Regions from separate parts of the Homo sapiens genome. Here region 2 is linked to region 1. A link is a contact called in ENCODE Hi-C or POLR2A ChIA-PET data. All regions are on one chromosome and are shown on one strand. The core of a region is the stretch at or near the end of the contact, and the rest is flanking DNA. Distances in the headings are between cores, read along the strand shown. Region 1 has its middle 5.7 kb from the start of SULT2A1. Region 2 holds the start of ELSPBP1 (epididymal sperm binding protein 1).

Region 1 (5,330 bases), core at 1,770-4,269:
CTTGCTCTGCTGCCCAGGCTGGAGTGCAGTGGCACAATCTTGGCTCACTGCAGCCTCTGCCTCCCCAGTTCAAGTGATTCTCCTGCCTCAGCCTCACGAGTAGCTGGGATTACAGGCACGCGCCACTACACCCGGCTAATTTTTGCATTTTTAGTAGAAACGGGGTTTCACCATATTGGCCAGGCTGGTCTCGAACTCCTGACCTCAGGTGATCCGCCCACTTTGGCCTCCCAAAGTACTGGGATTACAGGTGCGAACCACTGCGCCTGGCCGACTTTCCTCATTTTTGATGACCTTGATGGTTTTGAAGAACACTGGTGAGGCATTTTGTACAATGTTCCTCCTTTGGGATTTATTGCAGGTTTTCTCATCCAACAAATGAGTTCATGGGTTTTGGAGAGGAAGGTCACAGAGGTAAAATACCATGATCATCACACCATATCAAGGGGACTTATTAGCAACATGACCTGGCACTAATGATGTTGACCTTGGTCACCAGAGGTCACTTGACTTTTCTCCCTCTTCCCTTTCTATGTGGCCATATTTTAAACATAAACTCTAGGCCTGAATATATTAGTGAGATAACATTATATGAACCCCAAATGAGGGACAGTCTGCAAAATGACGGGCCTGTACTTTTTAAATTGTGAAAAAATTTTTTTTTTTTGAAACGGAGTCTCGTGCTCAGTTGCCCAGGCTGGAGTGCAGTGGCACGATCTCAGCTCGCTGCAAGCTCTATACCTCCTGGGTTCACGCCATTCTCCTGCCTCAGCCTCCCGAGTACCTGAGACTACAGGTGCCAGCCACCATGCCCGGCTAATTTTGTGTATTTTTTTAGTAGAGACGGGGTTTCACCGTGTTAGCCAGGATGGTCTCGATCTCCTGACCTCGTGATCCGCCCTCCTCGGCCTCCCGAAGTACTGGGATTACAGGCATGCGCCACTGCGCCTGGCCTATTATTTATTTTATTTTATTTTGAGATGGAGTCTCACTCTGTTGCCCAGGCTGGAGTGCAGTGGTGCAATCTCAGCTCACTGCAACTTCCGCCTCTCCAGTTCAAGTGAACCTCTTGCCTCAGCCTCCTGAGCAGCTGGGATTACAAAGGTGTGCCACCATGCCCAGCTAAGTTTTGTACTTTTAGTAGAGATGGGGTTTCACCATGTTGGCCAGGCAGGTCTTGAACTCCTGATCTCAGGTGATCCACCTGCCTTGACCTCCCAAAGAATTACAGGCATGAGCCGCCACGCCTGGCCATACTTATATCTTTTTTAAAAAGACAAAGGATATTATTATTTGACAGAAAAGGGAAATAAAAGGACCATTAAACCATACAATTGATTATTAATCATACCTGTAATCAGGGAAATACAAATCAAAATCACAGTAATGCATGTAGGTTGTCACTTCTTATACGTTAGAAGAAAAAAATGGGATGATACTACCTGTTGGTCAGGCCGTTCGAATTTGGGGGATCTGTTCATTTGCATGGTGGTATTGGAGGAGAGTTTCAGAAAGTAACTGGAGTTGAAACTTGCAGAGATATATGTCCTTGGAGACATTTTCATACATGGACAAGGAAACTCGAAAAAAAAATGTGTATTTCAACATTGCAACCGTGAAAAATGGGAAACCAGTTGAATTTGGGGATGAATGATTAATTTAAAACACAGGATAAGTTATAGAATATGTGGAAGATGACACTATAGTTGAATGAATGAATGAATGAATGAATGAATGGGACTTACATCTGTCAGCCTGCACACACTCAGCACAGAATGTTAGAGGAACAGGCAGATTCCTAATTATGAAGAGATGGTGCTCAGGCCACGTTCACAGGCACAGAGCAGTGGGGAGAGGTGCCATGATCGTAAACACCACGGGCAGGAAGTTGCAGAACAATTTCACCTCTGGAAAGGGGAGCAGAGCAGCAGACTCAGGAAAGACTTTAGAAGAAGCCTCAATTGTGTTTTGACTTTCTCACTGGAGTCTTTATCTGAAGCCATAGGGCAAAATGATAGCCTTAAAGAGTTTTGTTGACATGCTTTTCTTTTCTTTTTTTTTTTTGAGACAGAGTCTTACTCTGTTTTTCAGGCTGGAGTGCAATGGCGTGATCTCGGCTCACTGCAACCTCCACCTTCTGGGTTCAAGTGATTCTCCTGCCTCAGCCTCCTGAGTAGCTGGGATTACAGGTAGGCACCACCATACCTGGCTAATTTTTGTATCTTTAGTAGAGATGGGGTTTTGCCATATTGGCCAAGCTGGTCTCAAACCCCTGACCTCAAGTGATCTGCTTGCCTCAGCCTCCCAAAGTGCTGGGATTACAGGCCTGAGCCACCGTGCCCAGCCTGTTTACCTGCTTTTCTATATGTGTGAGACATTTCATTATAAAATGAATAGATAAAACCTAAACATGGCTCCACGTGGGCACTGGCAGATTGGCTGGGATGAGCTCCTGAGATCTTATCTCCAGCATCTGGTTTGGGTTCTTTCCATGTCTGGCAGTAATCTCTGGAGCTGGAAGAATCACTTCAGCTGTGGCCCAGAGTGAGGCCTCTGAGGAGCTGATCTGGGAGAAGATGTCAATGTCCCCCCAGGGCTGAGATCAGGGCTGTGGATAGTGAGAGAGGAGGTAGGAAGAAAGTGGTCAGACAGGCAGTTAGGGTGAGTCCTTGGTAAAACTCCTTCAAACGAAGAACAGCCTGAAAATCCAGCTGCAGGCCCCAGATAAGAAAGAGCTCACATCAGCAAAATTTCTTCAAATCAAGAACAGCCTGAATATCAAGCTACAGGCCCTAGATAAGAAACAGCCCGCGTCCTTGAATGGAAATGCCTGCTCTGTGAACCTAGATAAACAAATTCCACTCCTTTTTTGGACACATTTTCCTCCCTTTGATGCATGTTTGTCTCATTTCACATGCTTCCTCTGGATTGATCCTTACCTTTCACCTATTTTACATATACTTATCTTTCTGTGATTGGCCGTGGGCAAAATCCTCATTTGCATAAAGTGTAACATCACTCCAGCCCCTAATTGGTTGCAGGCCAAGCCTTCACCTCAGCCTCTAATTGGCTCTTTTCACTGTTGTGTGTCTTTCTGAGTGGCCCACAGACCAGTCAAGCACACTCCTCCCACTTCCCAGTCCATAAAACCACTGAACTTAGCCCTGCAGCCAGCAACTCTTTGTCGGGTCACCTCTCTTTGTTGAGAGCTTTTCTGTCACTTTCGCTTGATAAATCCCACTCTGTCCTACTCAGTCTCCAGTGTCAACGTTTCTTATTCTTCTTGGTTGTGGGACAAGAACCTGGAGCTTGCTGGTGGTGGGAGTAAAAGAACTACAACACTCCCTCCCATTCACTGAACATCAGTAGTGAAAAAGCTGCAACAGGGCTGGGTGTAGTGGCTCACGCCTGTAATCCCAGCACTTTGGGAGGCCAAGGTGGGTCAGGAGTTTGAGACCAGTTTGGCCAACATGGTGAAACTCCGTCTCTACTAAAAATACAAAAAATTAGCTAGGCGTGGTGGCGGGTGCCTGTAATCTCAGCTACTTGGGAGGCTGAGGCAGGAGAAACACTTGAACCCGGGAGGCAGAGGTTGCGGTGAACTGAGATCATGCCACTGCACTCCAGCCTGGGCGACAGAGTGATACCCTGTCTCAAAAAAAAAAAAAAAAATTGCCCCTAGTTGAGAACCACTGTCTTAGATGTAAAAGCTGTTATTCAGACAAAGAGGACGGGTGAATGCTGGTGTCATCAGCAGAGAGAAGGGTAGAGTTCATCTCCTGGAGGCACATTTAGAATAGATGCCATCTTTCACATGGGCACATACTTCCATTTCACATTCATTCTTTCTAAAAGAACTAGATTATAGGCCAGGCGCGGTGGCTCACACCTGTAATCCCAGAACTTTGGGAGGCCGAGGCAGGCAGATCATGAGGTCAGGAGATCGAGACCATCCTGGCTAACATGGTGAAACCCTGTCTCTACTAAAAATACAAAAAATTAGCCGGGTGTGGTGGCGGGTGCCTGTAGTCCCAGCTACTCAGGGGGCTGAGGCGGGAGAATGGCATGAACCCGGGAGGCGGGGCTTGCAGTTAGCTGAGATCACGCCACTGCATTCCAGCCTGGGTGACAGAGCAAGACTACGTCTCAAAACAAACAAACAAAAAACTAGATTATAAAATTCTAAAAGCAATCATATAAGCAATCATGTATTTTAAAGACAATTATAATAATACTGCCAACAACAAGATTATGTTATTTAGTTTTCACAGTGACCATGGGAAGGGTAAGAAATTATTTTACTTTATTTTACAGATGATGAAACTGAGACACACAGATCTTAAAGGATACTTTTGAACTTTTAAAGTCAGTATTTCTTTTGTTTTCTTTTTTTGTTTTTTTGAGACAGAGTTTCACTCTGTCTCCGAGGCTGGGGTACAGCGATGCGATCTCGGCTCACTGCAACCTCCACTTCCTGGTTCAAACCATTCTTGTGCTTCAGCCTCCCAAGCAACTGGGATTACAGCCCCCCACCATCATGCCTGGCTAATTTTTGTATTTTTGGTAGACATGGGGTTTCAACCATGTTGGCCAGGCTGGTCTCGAACTCCTTACCTCAGGTGATCTGCCTGCCTTGGCCATCCAAAGTGCTGGGACTACAAGGGTGAGCCACCACACCCGGTCTAAAGTCAGTATTTTTTCTTTTCTTTTCTTTTTTTTTTTTTTTTTTTTGAGATGGAGTCTTGCTCTGTCACCCAGACTGGAGTGCAGTGGCGTGAACCTGGCTCACTGCAAGCTCTGCCTCCCGGGTTCACGCCATTCTCCTGCCTCAGCCTCCTGAGTAGCTGGGACTACAGGCGCCCGCCACCCACGCCTGGCTAATTTTTTTGTATTTTTAGTAGAGACGGGGTTTCACCATGTTGGCCAGGATGGTCTCGAACTCCTGACCTCGTGATCCGCCCACCTCGGCCTCCCAAAGTGCTGGTATTACAGGCGTGAGCCACCGCGCCCGGCCATAAAGTCAGTATTTTTTCATCCATAAACATTTAGATGAAGATTATTTCGTGCCAGACATTCTAAGTACTTTACAAAACATTAAATGATTTGAATGTTTCTAAGAACTCTATGAAGCAGTTAATTTTTTTTTTTGAGACAGAGTCTCGCTCTGTCTCTCAGGCTGGAGTGCAGTGGCGCGATCTCAGCTCACTGCAAGCTTCACCTCCTGGATTTTACGCCATTCTCCTGCCTCAGCCTCCCAAGTAGCTGAGACTACAGGCGTGCACCACCTATGCCCGGCTAATTTTTTTTTTTTTTTGTATTTTTAGTAGAGA
Region 2 (5,330 bases), core at 1,964-4,463, 100 kb after region 1:
CCTCATTCTTTTTCTCCCTTCTCCTTCTCCTCTCCTCCTCCTCCTTCCTTTCCTCCTCCTTCTTCTTCTCTTCCTTCTCCTCCTCCTCCCCCTCCTTTTCCTCCCCTCCTCCTTTTCTTCTTTCTTCCCCTCCTCCCGGTCATCCTCCTCCTCCCTCTCTTTCCCCTCTGTCTCCCCCTCCTCCTCCTCCCCCTCTTCCTCCTCTTCCCTCCTCCTCCTCCTTCCCCTCCTCCTCCGTCTGCTCCTCCTCCCCCTCCTCCTCTTCCTTCTCTTTCTCCCCTCCTCCTCTCCTCCTCCTTCTTCCTACTCTCCCTCATTCCCCTCCTTCTCTCCCTCCTCCTCTTCCTTCTTCACCTCCTCCCCCCTTCTCCCCCCTTTCCCTCTTTCTCCCCTCCTCCTCCTTCCTCTCTTCCTCCTCTTCCCTCTTCCACCTCCTTCCCTGCCTCTTCTCCTTCCTCCTCCTTCCCCTCTTCCCCTTCCTCCTCTTCTTTCATCTTTCATCCCCACCTTCTCCCTCCTTCCTTGCTCTCACTCTGCTCCAAAGTTAAGCTATCTACCTTGCATAGGAAGAAATATAGAAAAAGAAATACTTAAAATAACAGGGAAGATGCAAGCTGAGGAATTTCGCGTCGTTTCCACGAAGAGAAGCATCAGGGAGCCCATGGGCAGTCACAGGCTTCCCGGTATCTCAGATCTTCCTGGTCTTTGTCAGCCAGGGCTCAAGAATCCCCTGGAGAGGCCCAGGGAGGCTTCTTGGAAAAGCAGGTTTGCTTCCCTAATATAAGCACCTTTGTTGATGCTCCACAAACCTTCAGTGTGGGCCACTGTTCTCTGGAGGCCCTTGGTGATTAACCTAATGGGCTGCAGATGGCTTTGAAGTTCTGAGGAACAAGTGGTGCAGCCTTATGGACACCTACATTTCCAACTATGAAATAAATAAATAAATAAATAAAAGTATTTAAAAAAGAAAAATCAGATTAATCCTGAATTCTGAAACCCAACGTGTTCTTAGTTACTGTTCCTTTTTTTTTTGAGACAGAATTTTGCTCTTGTTGCCTAGGCTGTAGTGCAATGGTGCAATCTTGGCTCACTGCAACCTCCGACTCATAGGTTCGAGCGATTCTCCTGCCTCACCCTCCCGAGTAAATGGGATTACAGAAGCCTGCCACTACATCTGGCTAATTTTTGTATTTTTAGTAGAGACAGAGTTTCACCATGTTGGTCAGGCTGATCTCAAACAAGGTGATCCACCTGCCTTGGCCTCCCAAAGTGCTGGGATTACAGGCGTGAGCCACCACGCCTGGCCCTTAGTTACTATTCTTAGAAGAGGGGCTGGGCACAGCGGCTCACGTCTGCAATCCCAGTGCTTTGGGAGGTTAAGGTAGGGGGATCGTTTGCAACCAGGAGTTTGAGACCAGCCTGGGAAACATAATGAGACCCCCCATCTCTACAAAAAAAAAATTGACGAATTAGCCGAGCATGGTGGCATGTGCCTGTTGTCCCAGCACTTTGGGAGGTTGAGGTAGGAGGATCGTTTGCAACCAGGAGTTTGAGACCAGCCTGGGAAACATAATGAGACCCCCCATCTCTACAAAAAAAAAATTGACGAATTAGCCGAGCATGGTGGCATGTGCCTGTTGTCCCAGCACTTTGGGAGGTTGAGGTAGGAGGATCGTTTGAGCCCAGGAGTTTGAGGCTGCCAGGAGCTATCATCGCACCACTGCACTCTAGCCTGGGCAACAGAGTGAGACCCTGTCTCAGAAAAAAATTGTGGAAAACGGGCTATCTTTTCATCTCCATTTTTTTTTCTCAGTAAGATGGAATCTCCTTTGGAAAAAAGTGTCAAAAGAAAGCCCTCCCCCCAACTAAACTGTCAAAAATGTCAGCAACTATCAAATTAGAAACTCTTATGAAATAAAAGCCTATCCAAGACTTTAAAAATACCTTTGAGGAATCCTAGTTTTTGGAAATGACTGTTGCCTTCACTTATTTCTAACATTTCTTTTTTCTTTTCTTTTTTTTTCTTTCTTTTCTTTTTTTTTTTTTTTTACATGGAGTCTCACTCTGTTTCCCAGGCTGGAGTGCGGTAGCGTGATCTTGGCTCACTGAAACCTCCACCTCCTGAGTTCAAGCGATTCTCCTGCCTCAGCCTCCCAAGCAGCTGGGACCAGAGGCGTGTGCCAGCAGACCCAGCTAATTTTTGTATTTTTACAAAAATACAAAAATTTTATTTTTGGGGTGTGCTGGGGTGTGCCAGCAGACCCCAGCAGAGATGGGGTTTCACCATGTTGGCCAGGCTGGTCTTGAATTCCTGACCTCAGGTGATCCACCGGCCTCGGCCTCCCAAAGTGCTGGGATTACAGGCATGAGCCACTGTGCCTGGCACCTCTTTCCTTCTTGTTTGAACATCTTTTACAGATCTTGATTATATTCTACAACATAATGGGTGGTCTCTGGCACACTGCCTTTTTGCTATTATTATTGATACTTTATGAAGACCAAGTGTGCTAAGACATTGTACATTTGCGGAGCCACCCATTCTCCCCTTTAACATCTTTGTTTCATGTCACTCTTCACTGCATTGCATGTCATCAGTTTCCCATTCTGCAAGTATTTCTTCAATCAGTTTCCCTTTATTATTAGCCATACGAGATCCAAAAATCCCTTAGCAGGTTAATGTGGACTGGGTGCAGTGGCTCATGCCTGTAATCCCAGCACTTTAGGAGGCCAAGGTGGGTAGATCACCTGAGGCCAGGAATTTGACACTAGCCTGGCCAACCTGGTGAAACCCTGTCTCTCCTAAAAAATACAAAAATTAGCTGGGTGTGGTGGCATGTGTCTGTGGTCCCAGCTACTTGGGAGGCTGAGGCAGGAGAAAGGCTTGAACCCGGGAGGTGGAGGTTGTGGTAAGCCAAGATCATACCATTGCACTCCAGCCTGGGCAACAGAGCAAAATTCTATCTAAAAAAAAAAAGAAAGAAAGAAAAGAAAAGAAAATAGTAGGGCTTTTTCATTGTTCAGCTGAAACCTCTCCAGCTCCTCATAGCTGAATTTCTGGGAACGTTCCCTCCTCTGTTCATTGATATTCTTGTCCCTGACCCCAGCCCCCGCAAGGCCCCTTCTGTGTACACTTGACTGAATTTTATGGGCCTCGTGGATATGCATGGGCTTATCTCCAGACATCATAAATTAACCACAGCTGATCTCATCCAGACTGCCTTCTGACAGTAACCACTGATGAAGAACCCTCCTTTGAGAAGCTGCCTTTGTGTCCTACAGACAGGCTGGGGCCAAAGCCATTCAACCAATCCCCAGATAATCCAGAGCTCTTGGGAGCAGAACCTTAAAGAGAGATCGTGGAGAGAGCCAGGGCCCAGAAGAACTCTCTCAAAGGTACATTTTGACCCGGAAACTTGGGAGGGTGTGACAAGTGGGGTCTTAGGGCCCCCATAGCAAAGAAGGAAGGTCTAGAGCATCATGGTGCACTAGAAATATAATACGAGCCACATAAATCATTGTAAGTTTTATAGCAGAAGCACTTTAAAAAACTAAGAAGAGTGCAATTTATTTTAATAACATGTTCTGTGGAATCCATGTATATCTAAACGATTATCATTTCAACACATAATGAATACAAATAATTATTAATGAGATACTTTACATTTTTTCCCTATACTTTGTCTTCAGAATCAATAGGTATCTTACACTTACAACATAGAACAATTTGAACTTTCCCATTTCAAGTGCTCAAGAACCAGAAGTAGCTGGTGGCTGCCATATTGGTTCTGGAAGGGGACAGCCAGAGAAAGTAGGGAAGGTGGTCTTGTGGGTGAGGTCCTTTCTCTGTTAATAAACTCAAAGAAATGGGTTAAACCAGATTCTATGAATGATGTAATGCTAAGGAAGGTTGCCTGAATCCCAAGCTTAGGGAAGAAACTGAAGAAAAGGGAACAAGTTACCTGTTAAGAGACTGGGTGAATTACTTATTAAATTCTTGGTAGTGGATTAAAATCTTCATGGTTCTGTCAATGTTTGGACCATTTCTCCAAGGTAAGGCTTACTCTCCCTATTTTAGGAAAAAGAAAGTTGAGATTCAAAAAGAGCTTACTGAGATCCTGTTGCTTCTCCCTCCAAAGGCAGCCTAAATATGTAATAGAAGAGGTGTGTGTGTGCGCCTAGAGGTGGAGGGAAGGCTTACACTGAAGTTTTGTTTCAGATCTGGGGTCATTTGCTGCTGAGAAGCAGAAGGACTCATTATTTTGAAGGTACACTATACTTCAGTGACTTTACAGCCCCATGTGTGCCTGTAATTATTCACAATGGCTTCTATAGTTTAGGTTTTATCTCCACTAAACAGATAGGAATACTGACTTGGAGTTCAGAGAGGTGAAATGACCTTCCCAAGGCCACCCAGTTGAAACATGGGAGAGGTAGGATTTGAACCCTGGTTGGTTGGGTGCTATTATCTTCTCACCGCTCCACTGTGAAATTATTTTGGCTTAAGAGAACGAGAGGGCAGAGGCTGTGGGCTAAGCTGCCTCTTGGGCACCCTATCAGGGCCTTAATACTACCAGTTGTATCTGCCATTATTTTCCATGTTGGGTGGTAGATATTGGTGCCAATGTCTTATCTATAGCTGTTTGAAGACAGCTATCATATCTGGTTCCTCTTGGTACCCACCACATTTCCTTATAGATGATAGGGTTCTTGAATACTCATTGGATGGGTGGTGGATTGAAGGAAGATTAAAGAATGAAAGGAAGGATGGGTGGATAGAAGAATGGATGAACAGTGAAAGAATGGATGGATGGAAGGATGGATGAGAAGTGGATGAATAAACTGAAGGATGGATGAAACGATTTATCTCTGATTGTTGAAGGCAGAAATCATGTATGGTTCCTCTTGGTACTTGACACAGTTTCTTATGGATGGTGGGTTTCTTAAATACTTATTTGATGAATGATTGATGGATGGATGATAAGAGGATGGATTCAATGAATAATGGATGAATAGAAGGATAAATGAATGGACAGATGAGTGGATAGATAGATGGCTGGTGAAAGATGGGCAAAAGGATGGGAGAATTGATAGACAGATGGAAGAATGGGTGGAAGGATGAATGGGTGGATGAATTGATGGATGGATGTATGGATGATGGAAGAAGATAGATGAAAAGATGGATAGATGGAGGAATGGATGTAAGAATGGGTGGAAGGATACATGGGTGGATGGGTGGATGGATGGATGATGAAAGAAGAGTTGGTAAAGGGATGGTTGATGGATGGATGGATGAGGGAATATTAACAATGAAGAGTATCATTAAGCAGAGA

What was found. A loop is a pair of places that touch in the nucleus more often than their neighbours do. ChIA-PET counts read pairs that join two places held with the same protein, here RNA polymerase II (POLR2A). Pooled maps may share reads with other maps.
Region 2: a loop to region 1 is called in a pooled map of ovary, with 1.9 times the contacts of the local background. The contact joins the promoter of ELSPBP1 here to the enhancer-like site in region 1. A Hi-C loop is called at or near these places in 1 of 168 maps with a recorded cell type or tissue (IMR-90) and 1 of 50 pooled maps. POLR2A ChIA-PET finds 5 or more read pairs at or near these places in 1 of 52 experiments (activated naive CD8-positive, alpha-beta T cell).

Annotation. Positions count from the first base shown.
Region 1 is chr19:47,889,317-47,894,646 of GRCh38, forward strand. No RefSeq gene overlaps it. Among named protein-coding and RNA genes, the nearest start is that of SULT2A1, 5.7 kb to the left of the region's middle. Within about 2 kb of position 3,020, at least 6 of the 41 ENCODE cell types and tissues checked have a DNase peak (open chromatin) inside an H3K27ac peak, as active enhancers do.
Region 2 is chr19:47,991,419-47,996,748 of GRCh38, forward strand. ELSPBP1 (epididymal sperm binding protein 1) reads left to right here and starts at 3,214. Exons shown (of 7, transcript NM_022142.5): 1 at 3,214-3,393. BSPH1 (binder of sperm protein homolog 1) reads right to left here and starts at 752. Exons shown (of 6, transcript NM_001128326.2): 1 at 591-752. The coding sequence starts at 663.